Regions from separate parts of the Mus musculus genome. Here region 1 is linked to region 2. The links are chromatin loops, found by intact Hi-C in ENCODE. Cell type or tissue: left cerebral cortex. All regions are shown on one strand.

What was found. Hi-C counts contacts between places; a loop is a spot of excess contacts. Peaks named below come from ENCODE experiments on the same cell type or tissue, not always from the same donor. Only the 100,000 strongest peaks of a DNase experiment are listed, where the experiment ranks them.
Region 1: it touches region 2 in a loop (2.6-fold over the local background); 2 of 42 quality-filtered maps call a loop at or near these places.

Annotation. Positions count from the first base shown.
Region 1 is chr16:67,308,745-67,313,744 of GRCm38, forward strand. All of the region lies in intron 1 of Cadm2 (cell adhesion molecule 2), which reads right to left. Among named protein-coding and RNA genes, the nearest start is that of Cadm2, 310 kb to the right of the region's middle. In left cerebral cortex, no CTCF peak of the experiment used is centred here; a DNase peak (open chromatin) is centred at 2,445; H3K27ac peaks cover 1,149 bases.
Region 2 is chr16:67,611,579-67,616,578 of GRCm38, forward strand. All of the region lies in intron 1 of Cadm2 (cell adhesion molecule 2), which reads right to left. Among named protein-coding and RNA genes, the nearest start is that of Cadm2, 6.8 kb to the right of the region's middle. In left cerebral cortex, a CTCF peak has its summit at 2,567; DNase peaks (open chromatin) are centred at 2,545 and 4,005.

The DNA.
Region 1 (5,000 bases), 300 kb before region 2:
TTGGAAAGTGTGTTATTTAATGTCACTGTATTATACAATTAGGTTTAATAATCATGATTGTTGGCTGCAGGGATTATTTGCTGAATTGGCAACCAAAGTAAAACTTGTATTATAATTTAAGTCATTAATTCTTAAAAAATTTGATCCTTTCTCAAGCCCTACTTACTAAGTTTGAAGTTTGACAGGAAATTTCTTCTATTAATTTTCTTCTTATACTTATCTGTACTCTTAAGAGTTTATTGCTGGATCTAATTTTATATGATTTATTCACATGAAGATTTTATGTCAACCAAAGAAAAGGTTATATGAAAAATTCCCTTTTAATTACAAAAATCAGAAATGATGATTTTTCAAATATAGCTTCAGAAATTTGGCAAGGCTAGAAAAATCCAACAGTACCTCCCTTAAAAGAAGACTTTTGGCCTCAAAATTGGGTATGTGGGTACTATTTTGTAACAGAAATTTCATATTAGATCATTTGTTTGATTCACTTATGTGCTGTGTGTGGGTATGTGCATATTAGCAAAGTTGCTTATGGGGCTCAAAGATACTAGATCCCTAGATTCAGCTTCAGGAGAGGCTGGAATTGTATCTTTGTAACTTTTCCAGCTTGGGGACCGGTAAATCATATTCTGGTACTCTGTAAGTATCATGCATTCTACTAAACAACGGCCACCTTGGCAGTCCTTGAAAAGTCAGTTTAAAATTCCTCTTATACAATTAATACCTGTTCACCACAAACATAATAGGAAAATATGTTTAAAGTCTAATATAGAAATTAGAGAATGCACCTATTTAGAAATTTAAATTATAACAAATTTAAAATACTTCGTAAACTTCTAATTGATACAGTACCATTACTTTTCACTATCTATAACAAAGTTGTTTTACTTTTAAACCATTTTTCTTTTCATTTTTAATTAATCTTTTGTCACATGTCTTGGGCAAGGTTTATTTTAAATAGCCATGAAGTGCCACAAGTAAAATACTGTCTTTCAAGGACTTACAGTGTAATTAAGAAGACAGAGTATGGAAAAGAAAGCCTTGAAGTACGAGTTATATATGTGAACTGCCAATGGGTAGAAAAGGTAATATATTCTGTAGAAAGAAAAAAAAAAGACTCTGTGGTCATGATGAATTTTAATTGTGCCATTTCCACTAATTTAAGATAATTGTATCATAATAAACAAATAAAACAGTAGCCCATCAAAAATGCCATTTATAGCCACGTACCCTATCTGTTTATAAATAAATCCTCTTGGGAATAAGATTGCTTCATGGATTTCCAACAAGATGCTATATGTATTGTTAGGTAAATAACCAAACATTAAAAGTAGAGACCAGATGTGTCAGATAATGTTTACTCTTTTAAAGTTTACTAGTTAAAATTTTAAATATTTAAATATTTACATATTTCCAGTAGAAAGAATCTTAGGTTCTGGAACTGTCTCAGTAACCAAAATGTCTTTGTATGAAATAAAGAATTAGTGTCTAAGATGCCTTGAACAAAAAGTAAGATGACCTAGTATCTCTCCAAAGCAGAACAGGCCCAAGGTAAGAACAGTGATCCACTTCTTCCATCTTCTTTATTTTAAGTGCTAGCAATAAAAATATTTTTAATATGGCCATCTGTTTTATTACAAACAAGCAAACAAATATAAAATATTCATCTACACTGTCCAAGTAATCAAGACCTTTTTTTTAGAGCCGCAAGTGAGATATTTCTTAATTGTGAGAAAGAATTCTTAAATGTGTGTAAAAGTATGTTTTCATTCCTAAAAAAAAAAAATGAAACGTAATGGTTCTAAGAATATTTAAAAAATCAACTGTTAAGATTAGTCAGTGGCCATTAGGATGCTTTCTCCCTCAGGTACAAGTGTCTGAGCACCTGAAACTGCCAGTCGTACTGTGGTGGGAGGTGTTCGCTGATATAGCCACACTTAGTCTGTGACTCTGTGTGCTAAGTGATTAGTTATCTAAGTTATTAAAATCTGCATCTCATTTTGTATGCCAGTGACTCTGCGAAAAAAACCCACACTTAATGCTTTAAGGCAAACAAAGCAAAGAATAAAAATCGTACATCAAACTCTGCTGCCCCAAGTATTTATGCATAAAGTACAGGGGGTATTCATTGGACTTAAAATCATGTAGTTCGTTTAATGCCAAGAGAAAATCAAATGTTCTCTCCTCTTAAAGGATATTCTAGATAATACATATCGTGTGACCTGAAGTTTACAGGCAGAAAACATTTCACATTGGATTCTTATTCAAATGTTAGAGATTTTTCACAAGCAATTTATGTAGGTACAAGCTTCTTAAAATGTCCTTTGGGCACATCTGTCTTCCCAATTTCATCAATTCAGCTGAATATAATACCCGTGTCCCCAGGTAAAAGTCATGATGCAATTCTATCAGACAGTTGGTGTACTTTGCTCAGTGTGGGTGTGAGAGCTAATTTTGTCCTTAGATTCTGGAGCTTCATTAACAGTCTTAACACATTCACTGAAGCTTTCAAAACCTCTCAGGCTTTAACACTTACACTACTGCAGAGCTCAGGAGCAAGGAAAATAAAACTTATCCCTGTTAGAAAGAACATTGCCCTGATGGGTAGCACATACAGATACAGTGGACACTACAAGATCAGAGTTCCAAAGTGTCATCCGATGGAGTCCTTTGGTGAATGCAATTGCTGCCATGAGAAATCTATTTTTACATGTATACAAACATACAGAAATGCTTTCCAGAAATCAAAGAATTAGACAGAGGCAGGTTTGGTTATAGAATTGCCCACAGCTACTAAAGAACTAGGTGACCTTTCCCTTTTTACTTCATTTTATAAGCCTCTAAGCTCTATCTGATTCCTTGTTACATTTAACTAGACATATTTCAGTGTTTAGTTCTAATACAAAGCTGTATGGTTTTGAATGAAAACATTTATCATAGACATGCCTGGTGGTACCCATGTGTTCTTTCAGCCGAAGAGACTATAGTAGGAAGATCATGCATTTAAGGCTCTCTTCATCTGCTTGGTGAAATCGTCTATGAATATTTAAAATATAAGGGTGTTATAGATGTAGTTTTATAGTCGAACACTTGGCTAGCAAGCACAAGACCCTGAGATGAATTGCTGGTGGCTGTGCAGGGATGGAGCAGTCGGGAACCACAACATTACACCTAATCTTTACATGCAATGTCTATATTGAAATTTTATGATATAGATTCTAAAAATGATAACTTTCTTTCTTATAAGTTAGCACATATTTTTCAAGACGTATATGTACAAATATAGTGGAATGGTATTGTTGAAGGCATTGGTATTCATGTCAGTCTCTCCCCACATATTCTTAAAGCATCTCATAAACAGAGCTAAAACAAAATCCAGTTCTCTGAATCTAATGAGCAGGAATATACATGAAAATTGAAAATACAAATATTTCAACAATAAATACTACACATTACATACATGTTGAAAGATTTTATTGTTTTCTTAGAAAACATTAAAATGTGATCATATGTAGCCATTTTTTAATTATTCATTTTTGATATAATATAATTACAATATTTCCTCTCTCCTTTTCATCCCTACTCCCCTCACCTTCCCTTCTTACTCTCTTTCAAATGTATGGTCTCCCTTTTCATTGATTACTCTCACTTATAGAGACAGAATCATTTTGATGAATACGTTTGAGAAAGTAGGAAAAAGTTGGGTGATAGTCTGAAAATCTGGAAACAGAATAGGTACAAATATTAGAAAAATGAGTGATACAATTTTGTATATAACTCTAGTTAAAATAACATGAAAAGAAAAAAAACCACAATTTTCAACTTCAACAGAACGTAATGACACTTGAATGACCAGGATAAATAATGAATAGAGCAAGTGGCTCCATTCATACAACTTCTAGCTACATAATTCAGCTGTGTGTGTGACAATGACATATAATAAAATAGACTCTTCAGTCAGAAGATAACATCACACCTGATATTCTAGAGAAACATTAATGTAACCACTTAAATGGAACGAACAAAAGATTTCTTAAAACATTCATCTATAAAGAGATGTGCATATTACATTTATATACTAAAGAAGCACATATAACCTTCATGTTTCTGAAGTTTAAGCAGAAATGTTGTTCAAACTGAACTATTTGGAAGGTCATTTCCAATAAAGTACCAGCATTCTATAAATGTATGATAATAGCACAGTGATCCCAGCCCTGCAGGCTATTGTGTAGCACACCCGTGACTTGTAATTTTCCACAGTTATATGCAGACACCATGTTTGATATAGAGTGTATTAAACTCACACAAAAAGAAATATTTAAATAAAAACACCCTTATATAATATAGTAGAAATCAAGTAGAGAAAACCTCAAAATTCTACAGTTGCAAGCTTCTATCCTTTTCTATTTGAAAATGAAGGAATTAATTCACTGTCATTAATACTTTACATACATGCACGGTACATAGATATACATGCAGAAAATATACACATACATTTAAACAACAGCAAATGAATCATAATAGAAAATTTAAGATTAAAAAACTTGCAATATATCTCTATTTATGAAGATATTATCAAAAAAGGTATTTGTTTTCGGCTGATTTGGTAGATATTGTAGAAAGCTTTTTACTTTAGGTCATCTTCCTGTCAGACAACTGCTGCTTAGGAAAGGGAACAACATAATGACTATTTGTTCTTCCCACTTTCAAAACCTATGTTTTCTGAACTATAGCTCCCATAGGCTCCTGGAACAATCATAAATCAATAGCACAGACCAGTCAGGAAGCAGTGAGGCAATTTCTCTATATTTGTAATCCTCTGAGCACTACAGCACCTTCTCCCAGACTTGAACATAGCATAAACTAGAAAGAGAGTTGGCAGCACTGCCCTCCAATAGAGAAAACAGTGCAAGAGAACCACATAGATATGTGTGTTTCAAGTCAAATGCTGACACACCTTGAATGGCATCACAGTATGTAAATCTCTCATAGCGACC
Region 2 (5,000 bases):
TGAGATCTGCCCTTTGGTGGTTGAGAAACTTCATTACTTGTACGTTTTCAGAAACTTCCATTTTACAAGAGACCTCTCCTTTAACTATTCACTATCCTTCATTATTTTTTTTTTAATGTGAATTATTCCAGGTCAGTAGGATGGTAAATGGAAAGGGGTTCTTATATTCCTGGAGAGCACAAAGCAAGCTAGGTTACCATTCAAACTTCAACAAATAAAATGGAAACCAGTGGCAAAGGATTGGCACTTAAATTCTGTGCACATTTTTATTTGGTTTGAAATACACACACATATGAATATATGTATATAGATATACGTGTATATACATACATTTTATTTATTTAATGTATATATTCTGATCTATAACTTAAGCTTATTCATTTCAGTGTAAGCTTATGTGCAGACTGGAAGACAGGGTCTATTAAGTATAAAACTGAACCTGAAGTACACGTAGCATGGACATTTCCTACAGGAAGAGGAATAAGGGGCAAGCTGAAATAAAAGATAAAATTCTGAAGAAAGTACAAGTATATTTTATACACGGTATATTCCAGGCTCTGATGTTTAAATAAGCACTATCAAGGCACCTGCATTTTTAAACATAGACAAGTTTATCCCAGATGCCAAAAATGTTTCATTGCAAGAGGAAATTAATTGGCTTTATAAATTACAAAAAAACAAAAAACAAAAAACAAAAAAAACGCACCGTGTTTTCCACAGAACATCTTTACCTTTGTCAAGAATGGTGATTGCCCATTTTGTTTTCAAGGATAAGCAATGTATCTGTACTTGCATGTCATGTGTGTGCATGTATGTATGTATGTATGTATGTGTGTGTGTGTGTATGTGTATGCATATATATATATAATTATTATTATCGTTTTTATTATTATTAGTGACTCAATTCAGCCTCTAAAGGGCCTTTTATTTCCCTGTAACTTGAAACTGTTGCCACTGCTCAATAACAATGCTTTGTATTCCTAGAAGTAAAAGAACGATTACTTTTATTTTGGTAAATTATCCCCAAGTCTGACTAGACATACCTCTGAAGTATTGAAGTGGGTGGAAGATCATTTAAATATTCGAGGGGAACTGATTTGCTCACTCAGAAAGAGTTATCCCGGTGGTGAACAACAACTGTCTTAATGTTTACTTCAGACCTCTATAAAGCATCCTGTGACTAATGAACGACCAACTCTGTCTAAGGAAGATCTGGTAACTTCTTTCACCTAGTCAGGCAGCAGCCGGTTTTGATGATTTACTCTCAAAAGCAGGAAAGATCCAGAATAAATTTTCAACCCTATTGAAATTTTCCAGATTTCAAATTTGGTTGTTTTCAGTGGAAGAAACCCTTCTTATCACTGGTAAGGAAAACATATTTGTTAAAAGAGAAGAAGAAAATAAATACTAAGGAGTAAGTTACCTTTACTCATCTTTTTAAATCTTTAACTCATCTTTTCTCATAAACCACATTGTTATTACAGATTTTCATTATTTAAAAACCTAAGAAGGTTGGCCTTTATCTTTAAATGTAACTGTATGTTTTCAGCTTGAACACATATGAGTACTCATGGTGAGGTAACTTAGTATTGTTTCCCATTCTCAATCATTTCTTTACTTATTTTGACTTTATTTAATTCATGTGTAATTAAGAAGAGTATTTACTTGCATAATGTTCAAACATAATACCTTTTCTAAGATGAAAGTAATTGTATATCTCCTTAAGAAAACCCACCAAATACATTACGAGGAGCTTGTGGGCCCACTTCTTGGATAAAAAAATCAATATGCACAGTATGTCAAATGTTTTTGTTCTGTAGCAAATGGAATTCAAGCAGAACTGTGTTTCTGACTGTCATCTGATAGGATTTCATGGTGTGCTGAAAATAACAGTAGTTGCTTAGATCTCGCTATTTTTAGGAACTCATTTGACTACTATTCCTACAGAAAAACCAACATTCAATAATGAGGACTCATAAAAACATATGCCACGTATTGGCACCGACTTATCTGAACACAGATTTAAAGGTTAATTCCTGTCCCTCCTAAAAATAAATAAGTAAAAATAACAACAACAACAACAACAGGGAAACAAACAAAAAAACAAACAAACAAACAAAAAACCGAAGTCTGTTTTGTGTAGAATAGGAAACACTGCAGCAAGACAGATCCTGAGAGAGTAAATTTTTACCCAGAACACTTGAGTGAGGAGGCTTGGCACATGTGAAGTGTGGGATTCCTACTATAATTCCACTATTCATCTTCATTATATTGACCCACAAGCCTGATGGTTTCCAAGAAAGTCAAATGTTCACCAGGACTTAATGAAAAGATACCTAATCTTACGAGGAGTTATTTATGAATCTTTGACACACAGCCTGCTTCCCCTTTAGTTTTGCCATCACACACTCTGAAACAGTTCAGGCTTTAAAGGGTTAAAGCTTTGTTCCCGTCTGCCATAAGCTAGGAAAATACTTCACATCTCCCTCTCCTGCCACATGACTGCTTTCCTGTGTTTGTCTGCTGCTGCTGAGCATATAAAACCTAAGATGTCATTAGCACCATCACACAGCAGGGGGCTTCAGTGCCTCCTACTTCAGGGTAATCCTCACCACCTCCTTACAGGAGGAATTTAGGGAACATGCCTTCTTAGTTCTTCAAGAAGTATACTCCAAAACCTTGACATTTTCAAATAAAATGTTGGCAATGAACTTGAACTTGTCCTTTTAATATTTTACGTTAAACCAGTAAATTTAAATTATTCTTTTTTCTTTCTTTCTTTCTTTCCTTTTTTTTTTTTTTTTTCTTTGGTCAAAGAATGAGTTTATGATCTAGTCCGACATAAATTATCGGGAATTATCAATCTTGGAAAATAAAAAATAACCAACTTGGTAGGGAAGGATGCTGAGAATAATTAGTTAAATTGAATTCGTAGAAAGGTACTTATGCCCACAAATTATCAATAATTGCTTACATTTAAGCTTTCTCTAAGACACAACTGTTTTAGAAACAAATTTAGGTCTACAAAATACCAAATTTTTATATATTCATTATATATAATATATATTATTATTATTATTTATATTTTATGTAATAAGGCATGTGTGCTGCTATATTATGAGGCAAAGACTCAAACACTACCAGGCCTGCCTGGAAGACACACGTTGTTCACTGCCATTTGATTTATTATATATTTACTAAGCAAAGGATGAAAACTGCACAGATGTGTACATTGAATTCATCCTTGGAGAGTCTGTATTTATTTTTTACCACTGGTTCCAAGAACAATAAAGAGAGTAAATTAGAAGTATAGCTACCAATTTGACAATCGTCTTTTCCTTCATCTGGGGAATTGTGGTACTTGGTTTTGTGACTGGTTTCACCTGTTTCTTCCACCTACTCCGACACCAGTATAGAAGGTTTGACTTTGCCAAGTTGTTTCATGAAGCAAAATGCATCGAAGTAAGAACTTTCTCAACACATTTCAGGACACATGTCAGAAAACTAAAATAATAGTAATAATAATAATAATAATAATAATAATAATAATAATAATAATAATAATAAACAACCATTATATGGAAATCTACATTACACTATTTCTTTATCCTAGGGACCTTTGATAAAATGATTCATCAGTTCTTTATAAGAAGGTATCATATTAGTAGGCTCCCTATTTTAAAGGGGAGGGTGACAGAAAGCAATGCTTATTCTGGGCCACTTTAAAATACATAATTAGGATGTCATCTAACAACTTTTAAATTAAATTTTACTCTTGAAGTGACTGAAGTAATTTTTTTTCTTTAAGGAAAACTCTTCAATCTCACAGTTTCATGGCAGAGGAAGCAGTTTTAAAGTTTCAGATCTACTGGTGGAAGACATGGGCCTCAGTCCTCGGATCGAGGATGCTGCTCATCCATGTTGTATTACACCACTGCAGTGTTTTGATAGTTGCAGAACTAGGAAACCAGCACTGAAGCAATCTTCCTCATGATGAGACAAAACCAGCCAAGAGACCCAGAATCCTTTGCAGGGAGGATTTTTCTTAACTGCTGCTCCTGAAGGTGACAGCTGCTTCACCCAGTCAGACTGTGGCTCCCACCTACAGCTACTTTCCAGTTCCTGTTATCGAGGAAGGGAGAAGTGGATGGTATTCTAGCTTCCCTGATCATAAGAAATATCCTGACAGGACTTAGGATATTTGTGTACGTGTAAAAGAGGTAAGAGATTTGGGAAGCATTTACTGTGATGGTAATGATATTTAACATACTGTGCATTTTCTATAAGACATCTGGTGAAGTTCCCGACACTAACGTGTCCAAAGCAAGATGTAATATGTATATTCACTGTGGTGTTGATCTGAAGGTATTCATTAGCAAGTATGGCAAATTATTAATTAGAATACCTCATGAAAAGCTATTAAAACCCTTTGTATTTGTGTTACACATTTTCAGTAAGATTAAATGAGAGAGAGAATGAATGAATGAATGAATGAATTTAGGGAGACCAGATATTGTGGTGCATGTCTGTTCTCTGTTTTTCTTTCTATGTTTTTCTTCCTTTCCGGGCTTGTTTCCTAAGTGCACAGGGCTCTCTTCATCTCAGCAGTGCTCCTCCAGGCATGGGAGGCGATGTGGTTTTAGGAAAGGTGAACTAAGCAGCATCTATTTCATGGCCCAAGGAGCTCTTAGTTACAAGCATTGAGCGAGCATGTGTGTTTGCACTTCTTAGGCTACAGTTTACTGTGATTCTCCTCTTCTTGACTTTCTGTCTTCCTTGATATAGAAAAAGAAAACACTTGGGACCTTAAAGTTGAATCTCATTTTTTTTTTTATTTTCCAAGTTATATTTTGGTCAGAAACCAATATTGATATATATATATATTCCTTCTATTTGTTTTGAATGGACACATTGGGTATAAATTAAAGTAATTTTGAAGAGCACCAGTAAAACCACCCCTGTAACAACCCTGGTTTAATTTTAACAAGATTGGCTTATTC